4 separate regions of the Homo sapiens genome follow, and regions 1, 3 and 4 are each linked to region 2. The links are chromatin contacts, found by Hi-C or POLR2A ChIA-PET in ENCODE. All regions are on one chromosome and are shown on one strand. The core of a region is the stretch at or near the end of the contact, and the rest is flanking DNA. Distances in the headings are between cores, read along the strand shown.

Evidence for each region. Hi-C counts contacts between places; a loop is a spot of excess contacts on that map. ChIA-PET counts read pairs that join two places held with the same protein, here RNA polymerase II (POLR2A). Pooled maps may share reads with other maps.
Region 1: a pooled map shows a loop between it and region 2 (5-fold over the local background). The contact joins two enhancer-like sites. A Hi-C loop is called at or near these places in 6 of 50 pooled maps. POLR2A ChIA-PET finds 5 or more read pairs at or near these places in 2 of 52 experiments (T-cell and activated T-cell).
Region 3: a loop to region 2 is called in a pooled map, with 2.2 times the contacts of the local background. The contact joins two enhancer-like sites. A Hi-C loop is called at or near these places in 1 of 50 pooled maps. POLR2A ChIA-PET finds 5 or more read pairs at or near these places in 2 of 52 experiments (H1 and WTC11).
Region 4: a loop to region 2 is called in a pooled map, with 4 times the contacts of the local background. The contact joins the promoter of PIAS2 here to the enhancer-like site in region 2. A Hi-C loop is called at or near these places in 5 of 50 pooled maps. POLR2A ChIA-PET finds 5 or more read pairs at or near these places in 3 of 52 experiments (CD4-positive, alpha-beta T cell, activated CD4-positive, alpha-beta memory T cell and activated naive CD4-positive, alpha-beta T cell).

Annotation. Positions count from the first base shown.
Region 1 is chr18:46,210,382-46,213,632 of GRCh38, forward strand. All of the region lies in intron 1 of ARK2N (arkadia (RNF111) N-terminal like PKA signaling regulator 2N), which reads left to right. Among named protein-coding and RNA genes, the nearest start is that of ARK2N, 38 kb to the left of the region's middle. Within about 2 kb of position 1,635, at least 3 of the 41 ENCODE cell types and tissues checked have a DNase peak (open chromatin) inside an H3K27ac peak, as active enhancers do.
Region 2 is chr18:46,622,108-46,625,087 of GRCh38, forward strand. The region is part of intron 4 of LOXHD1 (lipoxygenase homology PLAT domains 1); the gene reads right to left. Among named protein-coding and RNA genes, the nearest start is that of LOXHD1, 34 kb to the right of the region's middle. Within about 2 kb of position 1,553, at least 2 of the 41 ENCODE cell types and tissues checked have a DNase peak (open chromatin) inside an H3K27ac peak, as active enhancers do.
Region 3 is chr18:46,342,431-46,345,422 of GRCh38, forward strand. The region is part of intron 1 of ARK2C (arkadia (RNF111) C-terminal like ring finger ubiquitin ligase 2C); the gene reads left to right. Among named protein-coding and RNA genes, the nearest start is that of ARK2C, 9.9 kb to the left of the region's middle. RefSeq lists an enhancer at 1,477-1,656. Within about 2 kb of position 1,566, at least 7 of the 41 ENCODE cell types and tissues checked have a DNase peak (open chromatin) inside an H3K27ac peak, as active enhancers do.
Region 4 is chr18:46,916,059-46,919,048 of GRCh38, forward strand. PIAS2 (protein inhibitor of activated STAT 2) reads right to left here and starts at 1,449. Exons shown (of 14, transcript NM_004671.5): 1 at 1,264-1,449. The coding sequence starts at 1,287. It overlaps KATNAL2 (katanin catalytic subunit A1 like 2), which reads left to right and starts at 1,544. Exons shown (of 18, transcript NM_001387690.1): 1 at 1,544-1,868. RefSeq lists silencers at 819-898, 969-1,708 and an enhancer at 845-1,598.

The DNA of each region.
Region 1 (3,251 bases), core at 385-2,884, 410 kb before region 2:
AGATAATAGCAATAGTAGTACTATTTACTGAGCTAGAGAAAGCCAGAGAAGGAGCAGAGTGGGGTAGATCAGAGATGATCTGGATTTGAATATGATGTGATTGTGGTACCTTTCCAAAATCTAAATACAGATGTCAACTGGGTATTTGGGTGGACTGGTATAGAGCTCAGAGATCTGAGTTGGAGAAATAAAATTACTAGTCTAGGGATGGTATTGGAAAATGTGGGTTTAGAAGAGCTCACTTTGGGCCAGGTATTGTGGCTCACACCTGTAATCCTAGCACTTTGGGAGGCCGAGGTGGGTCGATCACTTGAACTCAGGAGTGTGTAACCAGCCTGGGCAACATGGTGATACCCCGTCTCTACAAAAAATACAAAAATTAGCCAGGCATGGTGGCTTGCACCTGTAGTCTCAGCTACTTGAGGGGGCTGAGGCGGGAGGATCACTTGAGCCAAGGAGGCAGAGGTTACAGTGAGCCAGGATGGCGCCCCTGCATTCCAGCCTGGGCGACAGAGTGAGACCCTGTCTTAAAAAAAAAAAAAAAAGAACTCACGTTGGTGGATGGGAAAAGGACCTAGACCTAGGATTAAATCCTGAGATTTGGTAGAGGAAGTTAAGCCTACAAAGTAGATTGGGAAGGACTAACCAGAAGAATAGAGAAACCTTGAAGCCAAAGAAAGGCATTAATTGGTTTAAAGAGCAGAGAGAGTCGTCAGGCATAAAATGTTGCTTAAATATTAAGTAAAATTAGGGCCAAAATATGTTGGATTTAGAGATAGTGAGGTCATTAATGACCCTGGTAATAAATGTTCCACTGGTTTTTTTTACTTTTGTTTTTATTTTTTGAGACAGGGTCTTGCTCTGTTATGCAGCCTGGAACGTACTGTTGCAAACACGGCTCATGACAGCCCTGACCCCCTGGGCTCAAGGCATTCTCCTTGCTGAGCCTCCCCAGTAGCTGGAACCACAGCATGTGCCACCATGCTCAGCTAAATTTTAAATTTTTTGTAGAGATGGGGTCTTGCCATGTTGCCTAGGCTTGTTCCACTGGTTTGATAGAAGGAGATGTCAGGTTGCATTGGGTTGCAGAAGGGAGTGTGAGAGTTAAGGAAATAGAAGTTTATACAACTCTCACAATAAGATTGACTGTGAAAGACGAGCATGATACCTGGAGAGGGAGATGTGAGATTGAAGGTGATAGGTCAAAGGAGGATTTCAAAAATGAATGAATGGTCCAGTTGGGTGTGGCAGGTGGACGAGAGCCAAGGAATAATCAATAATGTAAGATATTAGGGAAATGAGAGGGAGATGAGCTCTAGTACTCATGTAGAGGAGGTTGCGTTTAGATTGGAGGGAAGAACAGCATGGGGGAAAGTGCTGTTCTAATAGGAAAAATGTTGTGTATTTATTACTTCACTGAATATAAATTTACTGTCAACATTAACCCAGAGGGTTGATAGCCTTTTATGCCATTTATGTGATGCAATTCCTATTTGACAATTATATCATTTTATACTGCTAGCTACTTGACTGTTCCTACCAGAAAAACCTATTTTTTTCCCCTTGACCAAAAACAATATATGCAGTAAATAATCTGGTTGTATGGAAAGATTAATCTTTATGTATGACATCATTTCCCCCTGTGGTTAGGGCACTTCGTTTTTATTCCACTGAAGGGAGTTTAGTCAGAGCTTATATTTTCACTTTCTGTGACTTTTTTCTCCTGTATTTAATTAATTATAGCAAAATTCCACTATAGGAAGAAAGCATAGTAGAATTTATTGACTAAGCTTGACCCAAAGAGTAGTCTAGTGTTATGGCCCCAGAAAAGCACAACTTCTTTTTCTTCAGAAGACTTTTATGTCAGAGTGGATTTTTGAATAGATAATGTTTGTATACATCACAAATTCAAGAGATACAAAACTGCATACCACACTGTCTTCTCCTGTTCCCTTATTCACCTGCTTTCCTTCTCAACTGGTATTACTATTTTCTTAAGTATCTTTCCAGAGTCTATGCATCTACAGATAAACTCATGTAAATATAGTTTTGTTATTTATTTACATAAATGCTATAATGTATCTTTTTTCATTAAAATTGCGTGAGAACTGTTTCTTACCTCTCTATATAAAGTGCTTTCTCATTTTTTTAATGGCCACATTGTATGAACATACCATGATGAGCTAACTTTTGTCCTGTTTGTGGTCAATACTAGTCTTTTGTGATTGATTTGAGCATATTTAAGTGGTTTTGACTGCAATACCGGTTACTAATTTAGGTAGTATAAATTAAATCTCAGTTAACACTCAAATTTAAGGAACTTGAAAGATAATCATTAAATTGAATGATGTGCCATATTGTCATTTTTTTTTAACAGGGAAAAACAATCTAGATTTACCTGTTTTATCCACACAACTTATTTCTTGAAGAAACAAGCGTTGTATGGTCATTTTAACAAATTTACTTTTTAGTCTGATGCTGTATTATGTACTTTGAAAATATCCAGTGCTGCCTTCTTTCACAAATTGAGACTTTTGATGCTTGTCCTATATAGCTGACATTAATTCCATCTGAGTATATTTTCTCAGATATTTTAGCTTTAAGAAGAATTTTTTTTTTTTTTTTTTTTTTTTTTTTGGAGACTAAGTCTCACTCTGTCGCCCAGGCTGGAGTGCAGTGGCGGGACCTCGGCTCACTGCAAGCTCCACCTCCCGGGTTCAAGTGATTCTCCTGCTTCAGCCTCCTAAGTAGCTGAGATTACAGGTGCCTGCCACCACGCCTGGCTAATTTTTGTATTTTTAGTAGAGATGGGCTTTGACCATCTCGGCCAGGCTGGTCTTGAACTCCTGATCTCGTGATCCACCTGCCTCGGCCTCCCAAAGTGCTGGGAATACAAACGTGAGCCACCGTGCCCAGCCTTAAGAAGAATCATTATTCCAGAATATACAATTTGAATCTCCATAATAGAATTAACTCTCATTTTTATTCAGTTAGAAAATCTTTGTCCCCCCCACTGCTAAATTTGACTGGCTTAAAAAAAAGAACTTGGGTTTATTCCTCATACCTGGGGGTATTTTGTATCTGTGAATATTTTATTTCGTGTTTGTATTGACAGCATGCTTTATTTATAACGGTCTCCGTTGGTTTAACTGTTACTCCCTCTGTTGGCTTTCAGAGGTGTTACATTTTTTTGTAATGGTGTCAGAAAAAATATTTATGCTGATTTTCACTTAGCCTCCAACATTAGTATT
Region 2 (2,980 bases), core at 303-2,802:
CCAGGGCTTTTCCCAGGATACCCCAGGCCTCCCAGACCCTATGCCAGGGTGGGCAAACTTTTTCTGTAAAGCACCAGATAGGAAATATTTTAGGATTTGCAGGCCATTTGGTCTCTGTCACATCAACTGTTCAGCTCTGCTGTTGTGGCATGAAAGCAACAATAGACAATATTACATAAACAAATGGGTATGTGGCTATGCTACAGTAAGACTTTATTTATGGACATTGCCATGTGAATTTCATATAATTTTTATGTGTCCCAAAATATTACTTTTTAAAAAAATTCTTTTCAACTGTTTAAAAAACATAGAAACCATTCTTAGCTCGGGGTCCACACAAAAACAGGTGACAGGCTGGGATTGGGCCACCGGTGAGAGTTAGGATATGTCTTGAACTCTCAGGCACTGTTCTGCCTGTCTCTAGGCAGGGGGTGGTGGGTAGATCTGCTCTCTGTGGCCTGGAATGGGAGCAAAGCTGCCTGGACCAGGGTGGTCAGCTGCTGGCTGCAGGATAATGGCAGCATATCTGGACCATTAGCTAAGCATCTCAAGGCTCTGAAGATTGGGGAAGGAGTCCCCTTTCTCTGTTGCAGTAGAGCATGTCCTATGCCCATTGTGAATGAGCAGGGCCAACTTTCCCTGCCCCTACAATGCCATGTGGCTGGGCTGAGCCTGGCAGTCCACTGATAGAAGAGGCGGCGTGGTCTGGGGTTTCCTAAAGGCAGGGACAGAGGGCAGCACCGCTTCTGCAATCTTAGTCTTAAGCTTTTTGTTCATAGCCTGATTGAGAGTAAGGAGCAGAAATGGAAACAGGTGAAAGTCAAGTTGGAAGAGAGGCTAGCACTGAGTGCACCCCTGTTCCTGATCAAGCTTGGGAGAAACAGGGCTTAGCGATGGATTGTGGAAATCGTCACCCAAGCCAGCTCTAGAGCTGGCCTGTGATTTACCCATTTAGTGTATTATCTGTTGTTCAGTTGTCCCTAGAGTTGATTTCTCTCTGGCCTTTTAGCAGGGCTACCATTAGCCTATATGGAACCTTTGTGCAAATTAGGCAAAAAGAATCCCTTTCTCAAGACATTTTACTGCCATCTGTTGGATAACTGTCATAATAAACACACAAATCTACAAGCTCTCTGATGTGAATTGTGTCTCCTTACATAGTCGCATTTGTGCAGTGTGTGACCTGCACATCTGAGACCAGCAACCCTACCTTTCACATAGTCACCTCCTTCCACTAAAGGTCAGCATGTGCTCAGGGAGGTCAAATTAATTTAAGCATTGATCTGAAGAATATACAATGAGGGTTGTAGACCAGGGATTAAGCTAAACACATGGTACCTTTCAAAGCCAACCAGAATTGAGCTGGGATCCTGTGCAGGTGGGCTTAGCTGCAGCCTAAAGATAGAGTGCCCACTCAAGGCCACAACAGAGGGTTGTCTGTGCCCCCCTTGCCCTGCTCAGTGGATGCACATGCCCTGACATGCCCTGTTTTTCCTCTGCAGGCCCTGTGGCAGGGGCACAAGGCTGCTCCCTCTAAACAGGAAATCCGTCCCTTGCCGGCTGGCCGGAAGCTGCCTGTGTGGGCTTCCAGAAAAGGCAGACACTGGCAGGCCCGAACTGCCTGCCTGCGCCTGGTGCACCAGCCACCCCCACAGCCTCCCCTGCGCTCTGTCTGGAACAGTCAGCACACAGCAGTGACAGAACACATCTCCAGAGAGCCACCCCAGGCCATGCAGAGAGGCAGAGCCATGAGGGGGCCGGGCCCCCTAATTCGGTGCTGCATGCACAGCGGAGCTGGTGAGGCTGCTTGCCACATTCCCGACTACAGAAGTCAAGCATATGCCCCGTAACTAAGCCCCCATCTCATCAAGACCCAGTGCGATCTGAACCTCAGGGAAGCTCACGTGGTCCAGGCTTTCTTAGGAAGCAGAGAATCATGAATGAACTGGTGGAGTTTCTTTTCCTTGCCTTTCGCCCATCCCCAGATCCTGTTTAAATAGAATGTGGCTTTAGCTATTTTAGCAGGTGAGGGTGAGGAGGGGGTTGGAAGGAGAATGATTGGGCCTGATTTTACCCCACCCGCAAGTGAATCTGCAATGGCTCACACCCTGACACCCCTCACTTCCGCTCACTGAGAGCCAAGACGCTAGAAGTGAGATATCACAGGCGCTGCGTAGGAGGAGATGAAAACGGCAAGGGAGAGAGATTCAGCGGGGGCTGCCCTGGGGGTGGGAGATGAGGGGGAATGTTCTCTCCCAGCCAGGGAAGGCCCCCTCACTACTCAAGCCCACACAGATGTGGGGAGGGGTTGGTCCGCAGAACCCAAGGATGGGCAGGGGGGACAATGCCATGTGCCGGTGCCGGAAGCTGGCTCATGGCCACCGACCAATGGATTCCCTCCCAGTCATGTAGACTCCAGTTCTTTCCCCCATGCTACCCCCAAAAGGTTTCCTCTTCCTTCGTCAGGCCTGGACACCCATTGCCTCTCAGCCAGGCTCTCGTCTACTGTCTCTTCCTCATTCTCCAGACTCTTCCACCTCCAGTACATCCAACCCACCCTCCCATCATCACTTTGTACCAGCTCTTCCATGGCCTCTGCGAGATGCTCTCTGCTCCTGGGACCACACACAAGGCACTGGGACGATGGATGACAGGCTTTCTTCCTTTGCTTTCCTCCTGTAACTTCCTTCTTTTCTCCCTTCTCCCTTTCTTCTTCTGTCTTTTCTCCCTCTCACTGTCTTACAAATAGAACTGGAACTTTTCTCCCTAGAATACCCTCCACCTTGCTCTCCTTGCAGACACACTTCTTATTAAAATCATAAGTGCCTCTGATCCTCCGAGAAATTGCAATGGGCCATTCACTTCTATCACATCGTTTAATCCTCACAATGATGGACCCTATGGCTACTAGTGTCACCATTTTTAGTAATGAGGCAATGGAAGCAGGAGCTTAAGAAGCTTGATGGTGTTCACACAATTA
Region 3 (2,992 bases), core at 316-2,815, 280 kb before region 2:
GGGGGTCTAGACCCCCAACCCTGAGCCTTGCACATCCCAAAAGGGGACTTTGAGAGACAGGGAGGGTGCATGGTGGACCAGAAACTCTCCAGAGTGGGAAATGAACAGGGCATTGGAACCCAGGGTGGAGAGTCCTTTCACCCTCAGATGCCGTCTCAGAGCAGGCCTGGCTGGCTTGCTGGAGGAACTCCAGGGAGGTGGAGTCTGTACCCTGATTTCCACAGAAATAATAGGTGTCCCCTTCCTGAGGCCTTGAGCCCCAAGATGAGGGCACGTTTTGCATTTTTTCTTAGAAATTCTTGAAGCCTTAACAAATTGTATCTATGTTGTTTCATGGAGATGATAGAATCACATTCTGGAAAGTTTAGAAAATAAATCAAAGGAAAAAAAACCTCATAGGAGTCCATCCCTCTGTGATCATGTGAGTGAAATGCAGTCATATTTTTGTTCATCTATTTGTTGTTTTTTGGGGGGGAGTGGAGCTGTAAACACAATATATGTATACTTTTTACATTCTCTATTTCCTATTTTACATTAATGTCACAGACATTTTCACATTCTGCTATGCTGTTTTCACAAGCACTGCTTTTAATGGCTACATAATATTCCACTTGAATAGTGGCTCAACAGCCAAGTTTGCTGGCTTCGCATGCACTCAAAATGCCATAGGTTCTAGGCCGCTTGGTGCTGCTCTAACCCACCTCCCTTGGACTGCTGTCCAGCCATGTGGGGAGGAGGTAGTGAGTGGATCAGGTGTGACAACTCTCACTCCTCTCTGCCCACCAGCAGCCCCTTCCATCGAGAGGCCCAAATAAGTGGAGTGGAGGCAGATAAGAGAAGGCTGGGGAAAGGAATATGACTTGAATAAACTATTCTGAGACCTAGATTCTGGTCCACAAACTTCCACTGTGATCTTGAACAGGTTAGTTTCCTTCCATCAATTCTCAGTTTTCCCATCAGTCAAATGGGCACATCTTATGGCTTGTGCCTTACTGGACTCGTCACATGAAGTAATGCATAGGAAACAAGTCGAGAAGCCAGCCAAAGGCGACAGTGAAGATCATCACTGACATTCTTCATAGTGGTGGCACTCAGACAGGCCATGTGGGACAGTGGAAATAGTCCTGGCTTCATGGCCTCTCTGCCAGTAACTACCCGTGTGAGGTCTTGGCCAAGCCTGAGTACTCCGCGACTTCACTGCCTATCTGCCAAGGGAGAGAATTGACTGGATTGCCCCTGCCTGCTCTAAAGCACTGTGCTTTCCTCGTGATGAGAAGAGCTTCTATTCCTATCACCTTTTTGCTTTTTCATTGGGAAGATAGCCACATGACCTTTAGGACTCAGTAGGCACGTGAACTTCCACTGGCCAGGTCATACCATGCAGTAGGTGGGAAGGGAGCAGTAATTGCCCCTGCCTGGCTAGTAGCCCACCCAGGGCATGGGCTAAACCTGGAAGCACAGACACAGGGCTCCTTGACCCCGAGCTCAAGGCTGGCATAAGTCTGGTGCTGCTGCTCTTGTTGGGCCACTGAGCGGGACATTCCCCCGGATGCTGCTGCTTCCTCCTGCTGTCCTTTCCTTGAAACATGCCTGGGTGTGCCGCTGTGTGCAGCTGAGCCCTCCAGGAAGTCCTCCCTGCCAGAGAAGGAGGGGGACAGTCACCCACGTTGGCCTCCCCTGACGACACTGTATCCCTTAGATCTAAGTGCTGGCCTCACTGCACCTAGGAAAGGAAGCGGCGGCTGCTGACTCAGCACCAGCCTGCAGGTGGAGAGGGGGTGGAGGAGCTCTCTGAGGCTGGGAGGAAGTGAGAATTCAGTGGACACCTGTCTCAAGGAAGGGCAGGAAGCGTTGGAACAGCTGCTGTGCCCCCTCTGAAGCTGAGTGGGAGGGAAGGGGTGGAGGCGCTCTCCATGTCTTCCCCCTTCTCCCCCCGCCCCCAGCTAGCTTGCTTAGCTCCAGCCTTCCTCCCCCATGCCACCCCCTCCTCAAAAGCTCAGGGGCCCCCTCCGGGCTGCCTGTGCCCGAGGACCACCCACCTCCTAGAACACCTGCTTCTACTCCTCAAATTCCCTCGAGCTAATGGGAGAATGTGCCCACTCCCACCCCCAGCGTGGAGACACTGGCCTTCCTTAAGCCGAAGGATGGCCCTTCCCCAGGGGACCTTGGCCTCCACAGGGGACCTCGGCATCCACAGTGGGCTCATTCCCTGGAGGGGCAGGCATGGACTCAGGGGAAGGGACCATACCTGCCCCCTCTGCCTGTGACGTTTGGGACTTCTGACCAGACCTGAAAAGTCAGATTCTGGGAAGGTGAGGGAGTGACAGTGGGGGACTTGGGCCCAAAGAACTGGTCCTCGCATGGCCCAGAGGTGTGTGTGTCCCCAACCTCTGTGCTGAGGAGAGAGACAGCGGAGGTAGCTGGGCCAGAGCCTTGGCTTGGTTCTGTCAGCACTCTCCAGAGTTCCTCATCTTGGACACCAGGGTGGTGGGCTGTGGCCCAGGCCTCCCCTCTGGTGGGCTCATGTCCCTCAGGACGGAGGGGGACATCAGACCTGTCTCCCTCCCTAAGGGCTGGGTCAGGAGGGAAGCTGAGCTTGGGAGGCAGCTCCTGCCTCGCTCCTTCTGGCCAAGCTGATGCTGAGGCTGCTTCGGGGCAGGGGTGCCTGGGATGCAGGGGTGCCTGCGATGCAGGGCTGCTGGCTGCCACCTGCCACGGAACCAGAGGGATAGGGCAGCAAGGGACAACTGGAAGGAAGTTTGCGCCCGCTGGAACCTGAAGAGTCCAGCCCTCTTCCTGCCAGGAGGAAAGGAACTAAAGGAGGGGGTGAGGGAAGAGAGGTCATCTGGGGTGAGGGGGCAGCAGCCAGCCCCCAGCTTGGTCTTCCCCGGGCAGGTGCGGTGGGAGTGTTGATTGAGGTGGGAGAGAAGGCCAGATGACAACCTGAGATGGCACAGTCCCATCCTGAAGGTCCCTGACAAGTCTCAGTTTC
Region 4 (2,990 bases), core at 199-2,698, 290 kb after region 2:
CATAAACTAGTATGGGGCATAACATGTATTAATATGTGTTTACTGGGAACTTAATAATTATTTTTGAAACAGCAGGAGGGAATATGGCAGGCACTGTGCAAACTCCAACAATCTCCGTTTAGAGCAGAGGATACGTTCTTTTGCTCACGTCCACTAAGCAGGTAACCAGCCAACATCCTTCCCCCATCCCATCTCTTGCGGAAAACAATAAATATACAAAACTGAACCTTTTACCGGATTCCTCTTCCTTATTTGAAAAAGAAATCCTAATATCATAAGTGTTACACAAACGAGTTGCAGTAAATGTAATTTCAAGTTTACACTCATCTCTACCTTGATACATTTAAAAAAAAAAAAAATCAGGGTTTCTGTCCGTAAACATCTCATTTATGTCGCCAGTAATTCAGCGATACACACAAATCCATCTCATTCGTCACACTTAGTTAGGACTTTAAAGGTTATCAGTCTGGGGGGAAAAAGTCTCTTCTGTTCTACCCCCATCACAGCCCTATTCCAGACCTCTGCTATACAAGGGTATCAACAATAAAGTTATGATCTTGTTTTAAGACTGAGAAGAAAAAAATATTTTTCCTCAAGAGTAAAAGGGGTGCACAAACCTCACAACATAGACTTTGCAGATTTCTTACTAAAACACTAAGAAAATATCGAGGTTTAAGGCCGATTATTGAAGGCAGGGATCCCCAAACATTAGGTTCCTCGAAGATGTTAGGAGGCAAGGGTGGGAGAAGGGGCCTTTTCTCGTGACAGACCTGACTAAACGGTAGCATCAGCCATAAGAAGAGGAGAGATTCCTAAACGCAACTTCAGCTTTCAGAAAACAGTCCTCCACCAAGTGAGTAGCATGCAGACTTGTGAATAGCCACAGACACGTACACCCCGGTGAAGGTGCAAGATCAAACGTTGCTTCCCACATCGGCCCTCACTGCGAACCGGGATGTCGGGTCCCCATGTGCCCCTCCTGGAGGGCGCCCCGACCCCCCGCGCCAGGTGTGCGGACCACTGGCAGCACTCAGGAGCCGGCTCGCCGCGGCCCAGGCCCGCCGCCCCCGCGCCGCCCGCGTGCCCTCCGCCGGCCCGCTCCCCTCCCCCGCGCCCTCGGCGCCCGTTCGTCCGCGGGCCGGGGCTCAGGGCTCCGCCAACCGGCCCCAGAGGCACGAGCAGGCGGCGGCCGGCGACGTTGCGGTTTCCCCACCTCCTCTCCCATCCCCTCCCCCGCGGCCTCCGCTCTCCACTCCCGCTTACCCTCAACTCTTCGAAATCCGCCATTTTATACCACCCGCGGGCGCCGCCGCCGCTGCCGCCGCACCCACTCCCGCTGCCGCCAACGACGCTGCCGCCACCACGGCCGCCGCCGCCTCCAGCACCATCCTGCACTGGGCGCCGCTTAAGACGCCGCGGCCGCCGCCGCTACAGCCGGGCCCGTCACGTGAACGGCGCGGGAGCTCCGCCTCCGACGCGCCGAAGCCCCGCCCCTAGCGGTGCCCCCTGCCCACCCGCGCGACCGCCTTCCGCCCGCGCCTTCAGTCCGCGCGGCGACAGCGCCCGCCCGCGCCTGCCCCGGCGTGCTGCCCCGCGGCTTGGCCCCGCTCGGCCCCAGGTCGTGCCTTCCCTCCCCGGCGGAGGCCCCTGCGGACTGCCTAGAGCTGGGTCGCAACTGAGGCGTTATCCGCGGGCCTGGCCTCGGGAAGTGGCGGGGAGGAAGAAGAGGCGGCCGGGACGCGTGACAGGAGCATTCGGGAAGATTCTTACGGTGCCCTTCACGCGGTGCCTATGGACGGAGAAAGCCGCCGCAAATAAAACCATCCCCCAGAGTAGTTGTGGCGGAATAATCTAAATATGGGTGTTGGGTAAGCTATTGTTCCCATCTAATGGTGAGGTTGTGTGACACCTCTTTGAATTGCTAATGTCCTGCAAGTACCAACCTTGCCGAGTTTTTCTGACCTTGAAGGGCACCTGAAGGTCACGGACTGCAGAGTTGGGAGAGTTAGGCGGTGGGGTTGGGGGCGGGGAGAAGTGAAATAAGAGCGCTCAGAAGGGCCATGCTAAAAAGTCGGGGAAATCTGATAGCTAGGAAGGAGTCAAACGCCAAGGCAGAGTAAGTAGATAGAAGGAAGCTTGATGGCCCCCCCGTAATGTGCTGATATAGGATGAAGGAAGATGCTGAGTCAAGATGGCCAGAAAAATCGCTGGACGGTGTCCAGGGTTCAATTTCCTTGAAGAATTGGGTGGAACCCACACACGAGAGGTCTTTAAAACAATGTAACTTTTAAGGCCCTGTTTAATCAGCCTCCTACCTACCGCCTCTTCCCACTACCCCTCGTTTCATCCGCACTGCACTTCCAGGTCTTCCTTCCACTCCCCTGCCCCCGCACCCCGCAAGTTTTGTTTTTTTGAGACGGAGTTTTGCTCTTGTTGCCCAGGCTGGAGTGCAATGGCACGATCTCGGCTCACCGCAATGTCTGCCTCCCGGGTTCAAGCGATTCTCCTACCTCCGCCTCCCGAGTAGCTGCGATTGTATTTTTGGTAGAAACGAGGTTTCTCCAAGTTGGTCAGGCTGGTCTCCAACTCCGGACCTCAGGTGATCCGCCCGCCTCGGCCTCCCAAAGTACTGAGATTACAGGCGTGAGCCACTGCACCCGGCCTCCCCTCAAGTTTTAAGGCTTCTAAATGTTGATCCTTGAACCAAGAATAATTTCCCACTCTCTTCTTTGTTCCTAACTCCTGTTCATCCTTCAGGTTTCACTTTAAGTGTCACTTCCTCAGGAAGACCATCCCTCACCCACATCCCACATTTTAATTCAAATTCCCCTGTTATGACCTCTCCTAGGACCCTGAACTTTTTCTTCCTGAGATGTCTCCATGGTAATTATGTAGGTATTTGTGTAATTGTTTATTTGATATATATGTGTGTGCGTGTATATATATATATGTGTGTGTGTGTGTGTGTGTGTGTTGTGTATATATACACA